2 separate regions of the Mus musculus genome follow, and region 1 is linked to region 2. Evidence: chromatin loops called from intact Hi-C (ENCODE). Cell type or tissue: heart. All regions are shown on one strand. Links, peaks and the distances in the headings refer to the core of each region. The heading gives the core; the rest is flanking DNA.

Evidence for each region. Hi-C counts contacts between places; a loop is a spot of excess contacts. Peaks named below come from ENCODE experiments on the same cell type or tissue, not always from the same donor. Only the 100,000 strongest peaks of a DNase experiment are listed, where the experiment ranks them.
Region 1: a loop joins it to region 2, with 2.3 times the contacts of the local background. A loop is called at or near these places in 1 of 42 quality-filtered maps.

What each region holds. Positions count from the first base shown.
Region 1 is chr8:33,904,388-33,912,533 of GRCm38, forward strand. All of the region lies in intron 1 of Rbpms (RNA binding protein gene with multiple splicing), which reads right to left. Among named protein-coding and RNA genes, the nearest start is that of Gm51528, 15 kb to the right of the region's middle. RefSeq lists an enhancer at 1-2,682. In heart, for the core only: CTCF peaks have their summits at 3,689 (motif pointing left) and 4,678 (motif pointing right); DNase peaks (open chromatin) are centred at 2,745 and 5,424; H3K4me3 peaks cover 596 bases; H3K27ac peaks cover 3,126 bases.
Region 2 is chr8:33,636,640-33,644,785 of GRCm38, forward strand. It overlaps Ubxn8 (UBX domain protein 8), which reads right to left and starts at 5,337. Exons shown (of 8, transcript NM_178648.2): 1 at 5,211-5,337; 2 at 1,841-1,963. The coding sequence starts at 5,298. In heart, for the core only: a CTCF peak has its summit at 4,158 (motif pointing left); DNase peaks (open chromatin) are centred at 5,092 and 5,342; H3K4me3 peaks cover 1,931 bases; H3K27ac peaks cover 1,927 bases.

The DNA.
Region 1 (8,146 bases), core at 2,478-6,477, 270 kb after region 2:
TCCGTCTATAAATATTTGTCTTAACAGTATTCAACTGCAAGAGCATCCATCATGGTACAGTCTAAGAGCTATCTGTCATCCTTCCTATTTTACGTTTAAATATTCAAGTGTAGATGTCAACACTTCTAGAGAAACAGGGATCGATTAAAACAGTGTCAGCTGAAGTACTAGAGCTTTAGAGGAAGAAATGCAAGCGCGAGGACCTATTTTAAAAAGCACGCATGCACAAACACACACACAGAGGAATTAAATGCATCCCACACCTAATCCCCAACTTCAGCTCAAGTTGTATTTAGGGCCTTCCCATTCGTCACGCAAAGCTCGTGACAGTACAAATCGCTATCACTACACTGACAACCAAGAGAAAAATCTGGAAGATTCACTTTTGATTTTTGCAAATTCCCATGTTTACAGAATATTAAAAACAAAAAAAAAAAAGAAAGAAACATCTGTATAGATCTACATTAAAAGGCTGATACAGGAAAATCAGCAGACTACGTGGTCTTAACAAGCAAAAACACCCAGGTTCAATCACCACCAACAACATATGTAGGCAGTAAGCAGCCTATGGGGTCTACTGAGGACTCAGTGGATGGGGGAAGAAAGATCAAAAGTTTAGGGCCATCTTCAGTTCCAAAGTGAGTTCAAGGACACTCTGGCTATGAGATGGACAGGCAGGCAGTGGGGGATGGGGAAGAAAAAGGGGGAAACACAGAGAAAAAGGAACAGAGACAGACAGACAGAAGACAGACATTTACATTCCTTTAACTCTGAATGTAACTGAGATTACAGGCAGGCACCACTATGGTTCTGTGCTGTAGATTAACCCATAGCTACAGGCATTCTACACAAACTCTCTACCATCTAAGTTAAGCCACAGCACTAAAAATATATCTACACATACTAATTTATTGATTTGTAACGTACATAAGGCACTACTGGAATGTGTTTTACTTTTTAATAGGGGTTTTATTTATTTATTTATTTAGATTTACTTATTTATTATATCTAAGTACACTGTAGCTGTCCTCAGGCACACCAGAAGAGGGCGTCAGATCACATTGCAGATGATTGTGAGCCACCATGTGGTTGCTGGGATTTGAATTCAGGACCTCCGGAAAAGCAGCCAGTGCTCTTAACCTCTCCATCTCTCCATCCCGTTGGTTTTTTTTGTTTTGTTGTTGTTGTTGTTTGTTTAAAGAGTAAGTTTTCCAGGAAAAGAAAATTTAAGAACCTAACTTTGACTGAATGAACGCTTCTATCCAAATGGATTTGACTATAATTGGTGCTGGGGGAACAAGAATCATGAAGACACTAAAAATAGATTCTGTAAGACGTGGGGGGGACGCAGTTGTGAGACCAACACTAACAATTAGCAAAATGTGGTATCACTAGTATTAAAATAGGACACCGGAGCCCACCCTAGGAAGGCTGGCTGGCTGTCCCGGACTGCCACAGTCACCTGGGCTCTGGGGTGGCTCAGCACTTCAGGTCCTCAGCTCAGGGGACAGCCTTATAAGGAGATCATGCTAGAGAGCAGATAAGAATGCCACCAAGCACTTAACATTTCCAGAGGCCTCTGCAAATATTAACTCATTCCTTCCCGTGGAATCCACTCCAAGAGTGGGGGTGGGGGAGATCCCTGATTAATTAAACTTAGTTATAGCAAGATGGAGAGGGAGCTGGACACCTTCCTTGGGCACCTGGCTCCAGGCCAGACAAGCCTAATGAGCAGGAGGGAGGCAAGTTATTTCTCAATTTTGACAGCAAGTGAGGGACAGGCTCCCCTCCCTCTCCTATCTCCCACAGAGTCCCCACAAAATTCCAGACCTTAAAATAACTGCGACTCCCACTTGAACAGTCTATGACAGGAGAGAGGCAAAGCCCAGAGCGGGGCCTGCCGTAGACACACAAAAGGGGGTGAAATGTGCTTTCTTCTTCCCAGGAAAGAAACGGAGCAACTGCGATTACTATGCCAGTAAAGAGCAAAACAAGCCAGGGGCGGTGCCCATCTTTAATCCCAGAATTCTGAAAGTAGAGGTAGGAGATCTCTCTGAGTTCGAGGCCAGCCTGAGTTCTGGGGCAGCCAAGATTCAGCAGAGAGCCAAGACAAAGAAAGACCTTGTCGAGAAAGAGAGAGAAGAGAGGAGGAAAGAAAGAAGAAAAAGAAGAAACCAGGAGGGAGGAAGCAACAACCTATACAGTCAATGGAGGATTGGACTTTTTTTTTTAATATATAAAACTGTTGCATCAAGTGAAAGGTTGTGTTTTATTTTCTGAAATGAGCACAAAACCTCAAAATGAGTCACAATTGTTAAGTATTTTGAGGCTCTAAGATATCTTGAAGTCGTATACTGTAAATAAAGAGCAACAATTGTACACTTTAAAACACTAGCCTGCAAGCCTTGAAAGCAGGAAGTTAGAAATGAGAGGATCACGAGTTCAAGGCCAGCTCTGTCTCAGAGCAAGGCAAGCCAAAACTAATCGCTAATGTCAGACACTTCAGAAAGGCTTGTAAAGAGGCTTATCTGATGCAGGATTCTAGTGACTTGGTGTGTCCCAACTAGAGCGCAAGCTGCTCTTCACGACACAGAGACTGCTTTCTAACAAGCCACCAGCCCACCAGTCAGGGAGAACTACCATGGAGTCGATTCCTTCCAGGTGGAACCCATGATCTGAACACCACCTCTAAAAAGCCACCACACTGGAGCGGGCAGATCCGTGAACACGGTGAGTGGGTGCCCAACTGCAGCCTGACAGGGGCACAAAGAACGCCCATCCCATAGGTAAACTGGAACAGGACGCCGAGGAATGAAGAGTGCACACCAGGCCCTTAGAAATCCAGGAAGCTGGAGGTCAAATGAAACTTCCCCCACCCCACAAAGGGCAACCACACAAACGCTCCTCAACAGATGGATGAGCAAACAAAATAATTACTAACTTGATTAAAATCTAGAAACTCCTGGAAGATCAGACCCTGGATATACCTGAAAGGAATTACCTTAATTGCCATTAATGGAGGTGGCAAGACCTGCCCACCATGGGTGGCTCCATTCCCTAGCTCTTCCTTCTCTGCTTCCTTGGTGAGGCTGTAATCCACAAAGCCGCTTCACTGCCCCGTTTACCAGAATTTTGAACCACAAACTAAATAAAATAAGCCCTTTCTCCCTTCAGTCACAAGTATCACAGCGGGCCAGGCAGTGGTAGCGCACACCTTTAATCCCAGCACTTGGGAGGCAGAGGCAGGAGGATTTCTGAGTTCAAGGCCAGCCTACAAAGTGAGTTCCAGGACAGTCAGGGCTACACAGAGAAACCCTGTCTGGGGGGGGGGGGGGGGGAAGTATCACAGCAATAGGAAAAGTAACTAAGACGAACAAACATAAGTGAAGGTTACTGACACAATTATATTACAAATTATATATAAATAAAAGTAATATGTAATATTAACATGCTCAGAATTAGTCAACAGCCAGCTGAGAATGTAGTCCAATGAGTGTTTACATACACGCATTTATCAAGTCTAAGACCAGCCTGGGCTACCTGACACACCGAAAAAAAAAGATCTGGGCTGGAGAGATGATGGCTCAGGGGTTAAGAGCACTGACTGCTCATCCAAAGGTCCTGAGTTCAATTCCCAGCAACCACATGGTGGCTCACAACCATCTGTAATAGGATCTGATGCCCTCTTCTGGTGTGTCTAAAAATAGCTACAAAGTACTCAGAATGATCTTGCTAGGCAGTGGTGGCACACAGCTTTGATTCCAGCTGTAGAGGCTGCTGTGTCTCTAAGGCCAGCCTGGTCTAACACAGCAAGCACAAGGACAACCAAGACTACACAGAAATCTGGGGGGGATGGGGGGGAGGAGTCTGCCGTCAATGAGGAGAATCCACTGTGGGTCAGAATGGGATTTAAAGGTCCATTCGGGTGTAATGATGTAGGGTGAAGGAGCGGACTGTAGCTGCCTTTTGCAATTTGAACTGAACAGAACAGACTGTAAGGGGAAGGGGAGCGGACACCCATTAGTCAAGTTTCCTGTCACCTGTCCCATCTTCCGGGTCACTGCTTCTAATTATCCTCCAGCTTTCTTAACTTGATCCCAATGACCAAGTCCGCTGATCAACACACTGGTACTTTCAAGAGGCTGAGTGAGGATTGAAATAAGTGCAAGCTCATGGAATGAAGTCCTTCAAGGGAAGCCGTGGAGAAAAACTCCTCTTTCTCATCCTAACAGCTTGCACGACTTTGCATGCAAAAGAAAAAGAAAAGCTTAGCATGTCCACTATAGTGGTCACCTGTGGAACAGGACTGAGATGCCAGTGACAACAGAAAAAAAAAAATTCTTGACTGGCGGTGGTGGTGCACGCCTTTAATCCCAGCACTTGAGAGGCAGGGGCAGGTGGATTTCTGAGTTCAAGGCCAGCCTGGTCTACAGAGTGAGTTCCAGGACAGCCAGGGCTACACAGAGAAACCCTGTCTTGAAAACAAACAAACAATCAAACAAAATTCTTTAAAGTATCCAAACGTGTACCACCCCCTGGCTCCCTGTTCACACAAAAGGTCTAGACAGACTCAACTTTGCCCTGCCCTATCTTTGCCTTTATTTTCCAACTCTTTTTTTTTTATCGTATGCACAAGTGTTCTGTCAGTGTGAGTATGCATAGCACATGTGTGCTAGTGTCTGCAGAAGCCAGAAGAGGGCATCAAATCCCTGGGAAGGCTAGCTGTGCATGGATGCTGGGAATAGAACCCCTATCCTTCCCGAAGGGCAGCTAGTCCTGTCTCATCTCTCCAACCCCTCCACTTCCCAATTCTTTACGGACTATGAAACTCTCAGACTCTGGGGCCCACGTCTCTGCCTATTTAAATCTTAACACTTTCCCCAAAGCCCGTACTTCTTCCCCAAGACCGACTTCACCCCAGCTCTATCTCTCAGCTCATCCCACGTGCACTTTTCTCAGTACTGTCCAACTATATCCAATCTCCAGCCACTATCCTGTCACTTCATGTGCTCACTGGGGTCCTTCCAAATAGGCAGGAATACTGTGTCTCTAACAATTTCTACATTCCCCCAGAAAGGCCAGGGCAATGCCAGGCTGCCGGCCTGTCCTCAGCAAATACCATTCCAGCATCCCAGGGGACTCATCCGGCCTCCCAAGGCATCAACGTTCCCTTCGCCATCTATCAACCTGAATTCAAGAAAAGAAGGCAGGCACTGAGTCGCCAAAGAGCTTTCAGTTACTCTGAGAAAAGTGCCAGATGCATAAAAATTCAGTTACCCCAGGAACGCAACGGGAATTCACACTCAAGTACTATTAAGGGTAGAACATGCCAAGGCGAAGTGAATTCCACTCATGTAACGGGCGGGATGAGTCAGGACAGAGGTTTCCATTACATCTGCTCATTTCCTAGGCTCACACTCAAACGCCATGTGTGCTGGCTTTGTGGAGGGTGTGCTCCACAGAAAGGCTCTGGTAACAATTAAGGAGGCCTGTGGGCTGGGGTTAGTGATGACTGCCCTGCCCACACGGGCAGACCTGAGCTAGCTACACACTCCTCAGGCAATGTTTGGCTCTTGGTATGCTGTGGGCATCTACAAAACAGCCTTTCTGAGAGGACAACACCCTGACTGGTCTTCCACACTAGAGTTCCATGCTTCCTCTTGTCGTAGGGAAAGGCAGAAAGGAAATGTGCCCTGTTGACCACTCTAAGGAAAAAACGTTGCTATTTAAATGTAAGCTCCTTCCAGGTGTCAAACTGACTAGCTGTGTATCAACTGTAGGGCAAACTGACCAGAAATATCTACCACTGTCTCTGTCCTCACCCCAAGGGCAAGCCAATCGTGTGACCAGATAAAGAAAAAGATTCAGGACCAACCCAAAGGCTCTGAGATGCATGTCCATACCGAGATGTCTATAAACCAGTATGGTTAAGTATGCCTCAAGGGTAACACACCTGACAAATGCTGGAGGTGATTTAAAAAAAAAAAAACAGTGAATGAGAGCCAGAGATGGGCACAACTTGAATCCCAGCACTAGGAGGCAGAAGCAGGCAAATCTCTGTGAATTCAGGGCCAGCCTGGTCTACATGAAGTTCCAGAATAGTCAGGGCTATGCAGAGACTATCATAGAAGGGGGAGGAAGAAACCAAGGTATGAGGGAGGAAAGAAAGGTTTAATCTGCAGCACCCACAAAGCGGCTTACAACTATCTGTAACCCCAAGTCTGGAGGATACTATGGCCTTGGATGGCCTCCAAGGATGCCAGACACACACACATGGACCAACACTGCATCAGCAGAGATGAGCCGTCAGAAAGGCATAGTAATAAGTACCTGGTCACTTACATCACAGAACCAACATTTCTCACTGTGTCCCCCCTAGTTAGCACCTTAGCAGGTGACAACTTAGCAGGGGACAACTATGGTGGCACCTAGCACCCTACTAGAAAGCACATGTCCAGTGCTTTGAGAAGGGGTTAGAAAAGTCCCAGAGTATCACAGCTCGGTGCTGTGCATCAGCCGTGAGCATGGCAGACTGGCCACGTGTCACAGAACCCAAGGTGACAAACTATGAAGAGGCATTCTATATAATCTTTACATTTCAGGGGCAGGGGATGCAGAACAGGCCTTGGCGGGTGTTCTCAGTGCACTATTTCTAGAGAAGGCTTGGCAATGAACATCAAACGTCTTTAAAAGAATTCATGCTCTGTGCCCCCCAAAATTCCATTTCTAAGACTTCAAGCTAAGGAAACCACTTAAGAGTAGACACACAATCTTAACTAGAAGGATATACAAAGTTATGTACACCAAAAGCCAATGCCCATTAATAAGGATTGGGCAAGTTCGCGCTACGACACGGAATGAAGAATTTTAAATACTGTAACAGAAGTGTCTCTGATCGGTTTGACATCAGCTGTCACACTGCGCATGAAGCGCCCCAGTACCCAAGCTGCAGGGCTTTGCACAGAGAGAGGAGCTGAAGAAAGCCGAGACCTGGAAATCAAGGGAGGGGATCCCCAGCCACAGGAAGACTTAAGAAATCTGGCCCAAGAGCAAGCAGTCCCTTGTGCCCGAGGTGACAGTGGCCTTCTCCCACTCCTTTAAACATCCAGGTTCCCTTCAGTGACATCTTTTGCTATGTACAGCTAGAATGAAGGGTCATCTTAGAGTCTGCTGTGCATTGCAACAAACATGTCTACTGACATACTGACTGGCAGGTGTAAAATGATGGAAAAAAAGAAATCCAAGCCGGGTAGTGATGGCGCACGCCTTTAATCCCAGCACTTGGGAGGCAGAGGCAGATGGATTTCTGAGTTCAAGGCCAGCCTGGTCTACAAAGTGAATTCCAGGACAGCCAGGGCTACACAGAGAAACCCTGTCTCGAAAAAAACCAAAAAAAAAAAAAAAAAAAGAAGAAGAAATCCAAAAACACTCAGATTTCACTTGTTAAAAACGTATGTAGAGGGACGTCTCAGCGGGTAGGAGCACTGGTTGCTAACTGGTCCTGAGTTCAATTCCCAGCAACCACATGGTCGCTCACAACCATCTGTAATGGGGCCTGATGTCCTCTTCTGGTGTATCTGAAGACAGCCACAGTGTGTGTGTGTGTGTGTGTGTGTGTGTGTGTGTGTGTGTATACATATAACAAATCTTTAAAAATGTGTATGTATAGACAAAGCTAAGGTGGTGTTCTTTCTCTCTTCCCCTCAGACAGGAGGGTCTCAGTAAATAGGCCAGGCTGGCCTCAAATTCCCAACCTTCCTGTCTCCGCTCCGACTGTTATATAAGCCTATGCTACCAGGCACAACCCGTCAGTTTTCTTTTCTTTTTCGCTTCTCCACGTTCTGATGGGGTGGATAATACAGAAGAATGTATCTGCCAAGAGAAAAACATTTCGAAATCTAAGTCCCGTTAGATGAGTGGCTGACTTCTGCGTTTAATACTGTCAATCAGATAAATTATAGAGCAAAACTAACCACAAGTTTTATAGTGTCGCTCACCTGTAGCAGCTAATTCCTATAAATTCTTATTATACAATGACCCCACCCAAAAAAAATAATAAAACCCCACCAGGTGAGGGTGGGGAGTAGGCCATCCTGAGGGTACAGGAAGAGGAACAGCCAACCACAGGGCTTTCTCTTTATTCCAC
Region 2 (8,146 bases), core at 2,476-6,475:
GACGCAGCAACCCATAGATGAGTCACAGGACTCACACCCAAATATTGCAAAGGAACAATTTACAAGGGCAGAAACCATGGAGGGCGCATTTTCATATTTATAAATAGCAAACCACAGGGGCTTCCGATGCAAGGTCTGCAGCAAACCACCGCCTTGATAGCAACATAGGTTTTTAATTAGTTTTTTTTTTTTTTTTTGAGTGCTAAGGACTGAAAGCAGGGCACCCCGTGCTCTTCATACTTCTACAGCTAAGTTCACAGCAAGCACTGAAAACACATCCATACAAAATCCCCAACGGAAAATCACAATGTTTTGGTTGAATATCCGAATTGAGTCATTTGAAGTATGAGAGATCAAAGCTGAGAAAAGTCCAAAATCTATGACTGGAACTCACCAAAGCACCCACACTGCCATATATTATTGGGTTGAATAATCTTTTGCAATTATGTTTTCTACAGGGCTGATGTGAAAGAGCTATAAGAGCTTTGCACCATTCGTTGTATTTACTTATATTTTAAAAGCAGTAAATCACAGGTTGAAGGGTGTAGCTTGGTCAGTATAATGCTGGCCTAACCCACAGGCCTTGGCTTGGATCCTCAGCACCACACACTACCAACTGTGTTGGTGCAGATCTGTAATCTCAGCAGGCAGGACGTGGAGGCAGGAAGATCAGAAGTTCAAAGTCACCCTCAACTAGACAGTAAATAACAAGCCACCCTGGGCTATCTGAGAGCCTATCTTAAAAAAACAAAAGCAAGGGCTGGAGATGGCTCAGGGGTTAAGAGAACTGGCTGCTCTTCCAGAGGTCCTGGGTTCAATCCCCAAAACCCACTTGGCAGCTCACAACTGTCTTGTGAGTCCAGTTCCAGGGATCTGACACCCTCACACGAACAAAGGCAGGAAAAACATCAATGCACATAAAAATAATAATAATAAAATAACAAAAATGAATAAATTATTCTTTTTAAAAAACCCATAAATTGCCAGGCAGTGGTGGCACATACCTTTAATCCCAGCATTGGGAGGCAGAGGCAGAGTACAGTGAGTACAGAGTTCCAGGACAGCCAGGGCTACAGAGAAACCCTGTCTCCACCCCACCCCCCTAAAAAAAAGAATGAAATGCTAAAAAAAAAAAACAAAAAAACAAAAAAACTGGCTTTTTGTTGTTGTTGTTTTGTTTTTGTTTAAAACGTTATGTATGTCTGTGAGTGTTCTGTCTGCATGTATGTCTATGTACCACGTGCATGCAGTGCCCACAGAGGCCAGAAGAGGGAGTCAGATGTCAGATCCCCAGGATCAGTTAAACACCTTGGGTGCTGGGACTGTAGCTCCGGCTTCTGGAAGAGCGGCCAGTTCTCTCTTTTTTTTTTTTTTTTTTTTTTTAAGATTTATTTATTTATTATATGTAAGTACACTGTAGCTGTCTTCAGACACTCCAGAAGAGGGCATCAGATTTCGTTACGGATGGTTGTGTGCCACCATGTGGTTGCTGGGATTTGAACTCGGGACCTTCGGAAGAGCAGTTGGGTGCTCTTAACCACTGAGCCATCTTGCCAGCCCCGGCCAGTTTTCTTTACCACCCCACCTCTCTATCCAGGGCTTTTGAAGCTCCTAGGGCTGGTGAGATGGCTCAGTGGGTAAAGACACTTGCTGCCAAACCTAAGACCTTAGTCATCCTTGAAACCCACGTGTTAGGAGAGAGCCTAAGGAAAGAACAGGCTCCCACTTGAAATTATTACACATAATAAATCAGTGATAAACCAGTTCTTGCTGTAGAATAAACAAAAGAAAAAATTTGAGTAGAAAAGGTTACTTTTTTTTAGGGGGGGGGTACACTTACCTTTCAGATGACCTTGCGAAGGTTTCAGTGAGTTAAACCAGGAGGTGGTCACGGAAATGACTAAGGTAAGCAGGGCCAGCAGTAGGAATATCCGGCCACTCAGCAAAATGAGATCTTTAATGCCTTAAGAATAAAAAAAATAATTAAACATGTTTCTTTAAAAGAAAGTTTCTCTTTCCTTGGTACTACTAATAAAGGGCAGATTGTTTGCACTAGAAAGCAGAGTTAGATACTAAATGATACAAGCCTCCTGATTGGTTTCCTAAGTCTTCCAGGGCTCTGAAGTTCAACATGGTGGTCACTACCACAACAAACTGTCAGAGAATCATTCTAGAAGAAGCATCCTATTTTAGGAACACATAGTGTTCAGCTGCATAAGGAAATATTATGAGCATTAATAATGCATAAAACTAGCCGGGCGGTGGTAGCGCACACCTTTGATCCCAACACTTGGGAGGCAGAGGCAGGTGGATTTCTGAGTTCGAGGCTAGCCTGGTCTACAAAGTGAGTTCCAGGACAGCCAGGGCTACACAGAGAAACCCTGTCTCGAACGAAAAAAAAAAAAAAAGTAAAAAAAAGGGGGTGGGCTGGTGAGATGGCTCAGAGGATAAGAGCACTGATTGCTCTTCCAAAGGTCCTGAGTTCAAATCCCAACAACCACATGGTGGCTCACAACCATCTCTAATGGGATCTGACACTCTCTTCTGGTGTGTCTGAAGTCAGTGTACTTATGTAATAAATAAACCTTCTTTAAAAAAAGAAAAGACAAAAAGAAGAAGCTTAAGCTTAAAAAGTCTTTATATACTCCAATCTAGCTTTTTTCAAATTATTTTTATTCTATGTATATTAGTTTTGCCTGCAATGTATGTCTATGTGAGGGTGTTGGTTTCCTCTGGAACCGGAGTTATAGACAGGTTTGAGTTGCTATGTGTGTTCTGGGAATTGAATGGGAGTCCATTGGAAGAGCAGCCAGTGCTCTTAACCAGGGAGCCATCTCTCCAGCCCCTAATGTAGCTTTTCAAAGATCATTTCATTTTCACTTCTCTTGGGCATGTTTCAGGGCATCTGACTCCTTGTCCAGGAGGAGGCAGGCTGGAGGAAAAAGAACTTTAGCTTGGCCATTCACTTTAGAGTCTGGGCAGTGATGACATATTCCTTTAATCCTAGCACTTAAAAGGCAGAGGCAAGCGGATTTCTGAGTTTGACCTGGTCTACAGAGTGAATTCCAGGACTGCCTGGGCTACACAGAGAAACCCTGTCTCAAAAAACCAAAAAAAAAAAAAAAAAAAAAAGAAGCAGAGGTAGGCTGATCTCTGAATTCCAGGCTAGTCTGGTCTACAGAGTGAGTTCCAGGTCAGCCAGCTACACAGAGAAACCCTGTCTCAAAATACAAACAAACAAAACCCAACAACAACACACCACACAAAGTGTGCTTAAGGAGGGAGGCAGACATGGAGACTAACCTGCGGGCTTTTGTTTCTGCTTCACCGTATCTCAACTCTGTCCACAATTCATTCATATTCCTTCTGTTGCCCCAGTCTAAGCCATCCCTGTAACTATTCACTACAGCAAACTCTAACTTGGCTCACTACTCTGCACTATAGCTCCATTCCAAAGCATTCTCCACACAGAATCCAGAATGGCCCTTTAAAAAACTAGGGGCGGGAGGCAGAGGCAGGCGAATTTCTGAGTTTGACGCCAACCTGGTCTACAAAGTGAGTTCCAGGACAGTCAGGGCTACACAGAGAAACCCTGTCTCGATAAAACAACAAAAAAAAAAGAGAGAGAGAGAAAAAAAACTATGGGTTACTATAGGACCTGAAAACATGAGGCAGGAGGTTTGCTTCAAGACACAGGCTAACCTAAGCTAATTGAAGACTCAAAAGACACACATAATAATAAAAACCATGCAGGGTAGTGATGATGCACACCTTCAATCCCAGCACTGGGGAGGCAGAGGCAGGTGAATCTCTATGAGCTCAAGACCAGCCTGCTCTATAAAGTGATTCCAGGGCACCACGGGCTGTTACACAGAAAAACTCTAGAAAAAGAAAAGAAAAGAAAAGAAAAGAAAAGAAAAGAAAAGAAAAGAAAAGAAAAGAAAAGAAAAGAAAAGAAAAGAAAAGAAAAGAAAAGAAAAGAAAAGAAAAGAAAAGAAAGAAAGAAAGAAAGAAAGAAAGAAAAAGAAAGGAAAGAGCTGGAGAGATGGCTAAGCAGTTAAGAGCACTGACTGCTCTTCCAAAGGTCCTAAGTTCAATTCCCAGCAACCACATGGTGGCCCACAACCATTCATAATGAGATCTAACGCCCTCTTCTGGTGTGTCTGAAGACAGCTACTGTGTGTACTTACATATAATAAATAAATCTTAAAAAAAAATCAAAACCACCTCCAATTAGTCACTGATCGTCCTCAATAAATCACAGTGCTCTCAAATGTAAAGATTTTAACAGTACTGTAAACTCAAGTATCCCCTTACTTTTATGTTCTACAGAAGGTGATTAACTGATAAGAACTTTTTAGACTATGGAATGGTTCAAATGTTGCAGGTCCAGAGCCTAACCATGGATTATTATGGGCTTTAATTAGCCCACTTAATAGTCACTCATTGTTCACCTATATGCCTGACCTAACTATGCCTATCACATGGAACCTACACAATATATTAACTTAGCCCACAACCTTCTACCAATCCAAAAGTTTATTTTGTGAGCACCTGAGCCCTCTGCGAGAGGTTTTCCTACACGTTGCTGTAACTCATCTCCCTGATGGACCTACATATATTTAAGGTGTTTTGTGACATTTTTTTGGCTGTTACAATAAAAACTTTTGGAACCGTGGAACCGAGAATTTGAAGTAACCCAAATCCGTATTCTCAGAACACCACGGACATTTAGATTCGATTCCAAAATAAACTCTGACCTGCTCTGGGGCAGAGCGCTGTTTTTTAGGCTAACAGTACCTACAAGTCGTTGTGGCAGTAGTGGAGAGTGAGATTGCAAACAGGGTCTGACTTAGAATAAGATTCTCAGAAATGGTACTTGGGGACTCCCTTTCATCCATTCCTTGATCATGACACAAAGGCTTTCACCTGAAACATGGCTCAGCTATCAGCTTATTTACTTCCGGCTCTCATTACTCTTAGAGGCGAAACAGTTCCTATCTGTCCCTGCGCTTCTCACTCGGGTCCCTTTCCAAGCCGACCCTGGCCAGAGATCAAGAGAACTTTTTCCCGCGGAAATGGAGGCGGTTCCGGAAGAGGGGCGGGCGCGATGGATTCTGGGGATTGTAGTCAAAAGCGCGCGGAGGTCCGCGCCGCTCAGGTGACAACACTCCAGCTGGGAGCACCGAGAGGAGAAAGGCAACACTTACCGAGACTCGGGATCCCGCGCCGGAGCTCCAGACACAAGAGAGGGAGAGCAGAGAGCAAGAAAAGGCCCACGACGCCACGAGAAGCCATGGCGCGGAGGGCTCGCTGGGCGCAGTGCCCGCCCCTTCCGGCCGTGCCTTCCGCGAGCTCGCCCCGGAGGCCTCGGGCTGGGAGGAATGGAGGGAGGATGCTGTGCCCTGAGGCTGGGGCGCGGGCCCGGATGCGATTGCTCAGACGGCGCGGGTCATCTCCTTCGGCTGGGACGGTCCCTGTCCTGTGGATCTGAGGCTGGTCACGATGACAGTGGCTTATCAGACTGTGCAGGTCTAAAAGATGGTGCTCAGAAGACTGAAATGACTTAAAAGGGGCGGTTGACGCTGCGAGGCCCGGTGGCCTTGTGTCCCTTGGGGGTAACAGGGCGTTTGGTTCTTAGCTAACTAGTTACTAAGCATCTTCTCTTCCTAACAGGTCCTGCGGGAAGCTTAAAAGTGGGGTCTGCTCCCTAGTGCCTGTTCCTGCCCCACACCCGCGTGGAGAGTTCCCTAGACCTGCCCCCCACTCACTGTTCTCCCTGTCAATGCCTACACGTGTTACAGTTATGACTTAACGTTGGCCTCACAGTGACTTCCCTGCCACTCCATGACTCAGCTCTGGTAACTTAGAGTTCAGGAATGGAGGGCCTTCCCACTGACAAGATTCCCAACTTGGCAAGTCCTCAACCATCAATACCCCCAGTCGCTCTTCAGTTTAGCTTAAGTTCCAAGTATGTGTAAGTTACTGAATTTGTCCTAAACAAACTCAGCCCTGGGATACATGTCCTGTACAGAGACTATCTGATGTCTGGTGCCATGATAGGAATGTCTGTATAGAGTGCTACAGAACCACGTTCTGCAGTGTGGAGAAGAATTTCCTGAGGAGATAGTGACTAAAGTGTGAAGGTTTGGAGTTTGGACTTCGGACACTTTTAACCACAGCACTAGGGAGGCAGTGGCAGATGGATCTCTGAGTTCAAGGCCAGCCTGGTCTACAGAGTGAGTTCCAGGACTGCACAGAGAAACCCTGATTGAAAAAAACAAAAGAAAAAAAAAGTATACAGAGGAGCGTCCAAGACCTTGGAACAGTGAGCCCTAAATGGGTGAATATGAAACCCTCCCCTTAGGGAACCCCAAAGGAGCAGAGGCAGAAAGAGTAAGAGCAAAAGGGATGAAGGGCACGGAGAAAACAAGGCCCTCCAAAGCAAAAAAGATCGATAAATATGTGAACTCAGTGAACTGAGGCAGCATGCACAGAGCCTGTGTGGATCTTCACCGATAAGCTCCTAGAGCCCAAAGAAGTAGACAGCTATCCCCATCCTTAATCCAGCCACTATCTCCAACTGATAACCACTTGAAAAAGTAAATTCTCTCTCCAGGGAAGGCTCACTTGAAAAACATTTGCGATGGTAGACTGAATGGCCAGCAGTGGATGGCCAATACAACCTTAGAGGTTCCTGCTCTTGAAATGTCATGTCAGAGTCCTGCCTTTTTTTTTTTTTTAACCTCCTTTTACCCTAAAGTTCCTTTGTGTATATATTATGGCTTCCAGTTTAGTGTTTTTATGGCATTCCCAAGTGTGCCAACATGAGGCTTTGATTCTTACACTCTCTCTTGGGCTCTTCCCCTTCCGTCTGTTTTCTCTGATTCTGATGTATTAGTTCTATTTTAATTATCCTTTAGAAGCCTGTTTCATATTGACAGGAAAGGTGTGGATCCAGATGGGATGAGAGGTGGGGAGGACTAGGGGGAGGAGAAACTGTAATCAGGATATAATATGTGAGGAGGGGAATTTTATTTTATGTATATGGTGTTATGCCTATATCCCCTAGAACTTGTGAGCCACCAAGTGGGTGCTGAGAATCAAACCTAAGACCTCTGGAAGAGCAGCCAGTGCCCTTAACCACTGAACCATCTCTCCAACCCCCAAAATGTACTTTCTTTCTTTCTTTTTTTTTTAAAGATTGATTTATTTATTATATGTAAGTACACTGTAGCTGTCTTCAGATGCGCCAGAAGAGGGTGTCAGATCTCATTACAGGTGGTTGTGAACCACCATGTGATTGCTGGGATTTGAACTCAGGACCTTTGGAAGAGCAGTCAGTGCTCTTAACCGCTAAGCAGTCTCTCCAGCCCCCAAAATGTACGTTCAATAAAAGGAAAAAAAAATTTAAGAGCACAATGGCAAATTGGACCTAGGGCCATTGGAGATTGCTTTGTAAATAGGCTATGAATCTTATTACTGAGTATAATAACAGGCAAGAGGATTGTGACTGGTTCAGGCCCCAGTGTGATCCCGTTCAAAAATAAATAGCAACAAAAAAACTTTAGACTCAAAGAGTTCAAACTAGGAGGGCACAGTCTCAAGTCAGTAATGAGAAGGAGGCCATTTGAATTATAACAGGATAGATGGATTACACAGCTGGGTTGACTCATACAATGTTCCCACTGGGGCCTGTGTTGATTCTACATGAAGACAGACAAGGAATTCCTTCAGTTCTCACCAGCTTCATTTTGTTCTGCATTCCTTCTGTTTCTTTCCTTCTTCCTGGGTTTCTAGATTAGTCTAGTGAGTGACACCAGCATGTCTGGTTTTAGACCTTGAAATACAATTTTCAGGTCTGGGGAGATGGCTCAGTAGTTAAGAGCACTGACTGCTCTGCCAGAGGTCCTGAATTCAATTCTCAGCAACCATATGGTGGCTTACAACCATCTGTAATGGGATCGGATGTGTGTGTGAAGACAGTGACAGTGTATTTATATAAATAGAAAATAAAGAAATCGTCAAAACTAAAAGATAATTTAAAAAAAAAAATAGAAATTGCAGCCTGGCAAGATAGCTCAGTGGGTAACACCTGAGTTCATTCCAGAACCCACAGTGGAAGGAGAGAACCAACTCTCCCGAA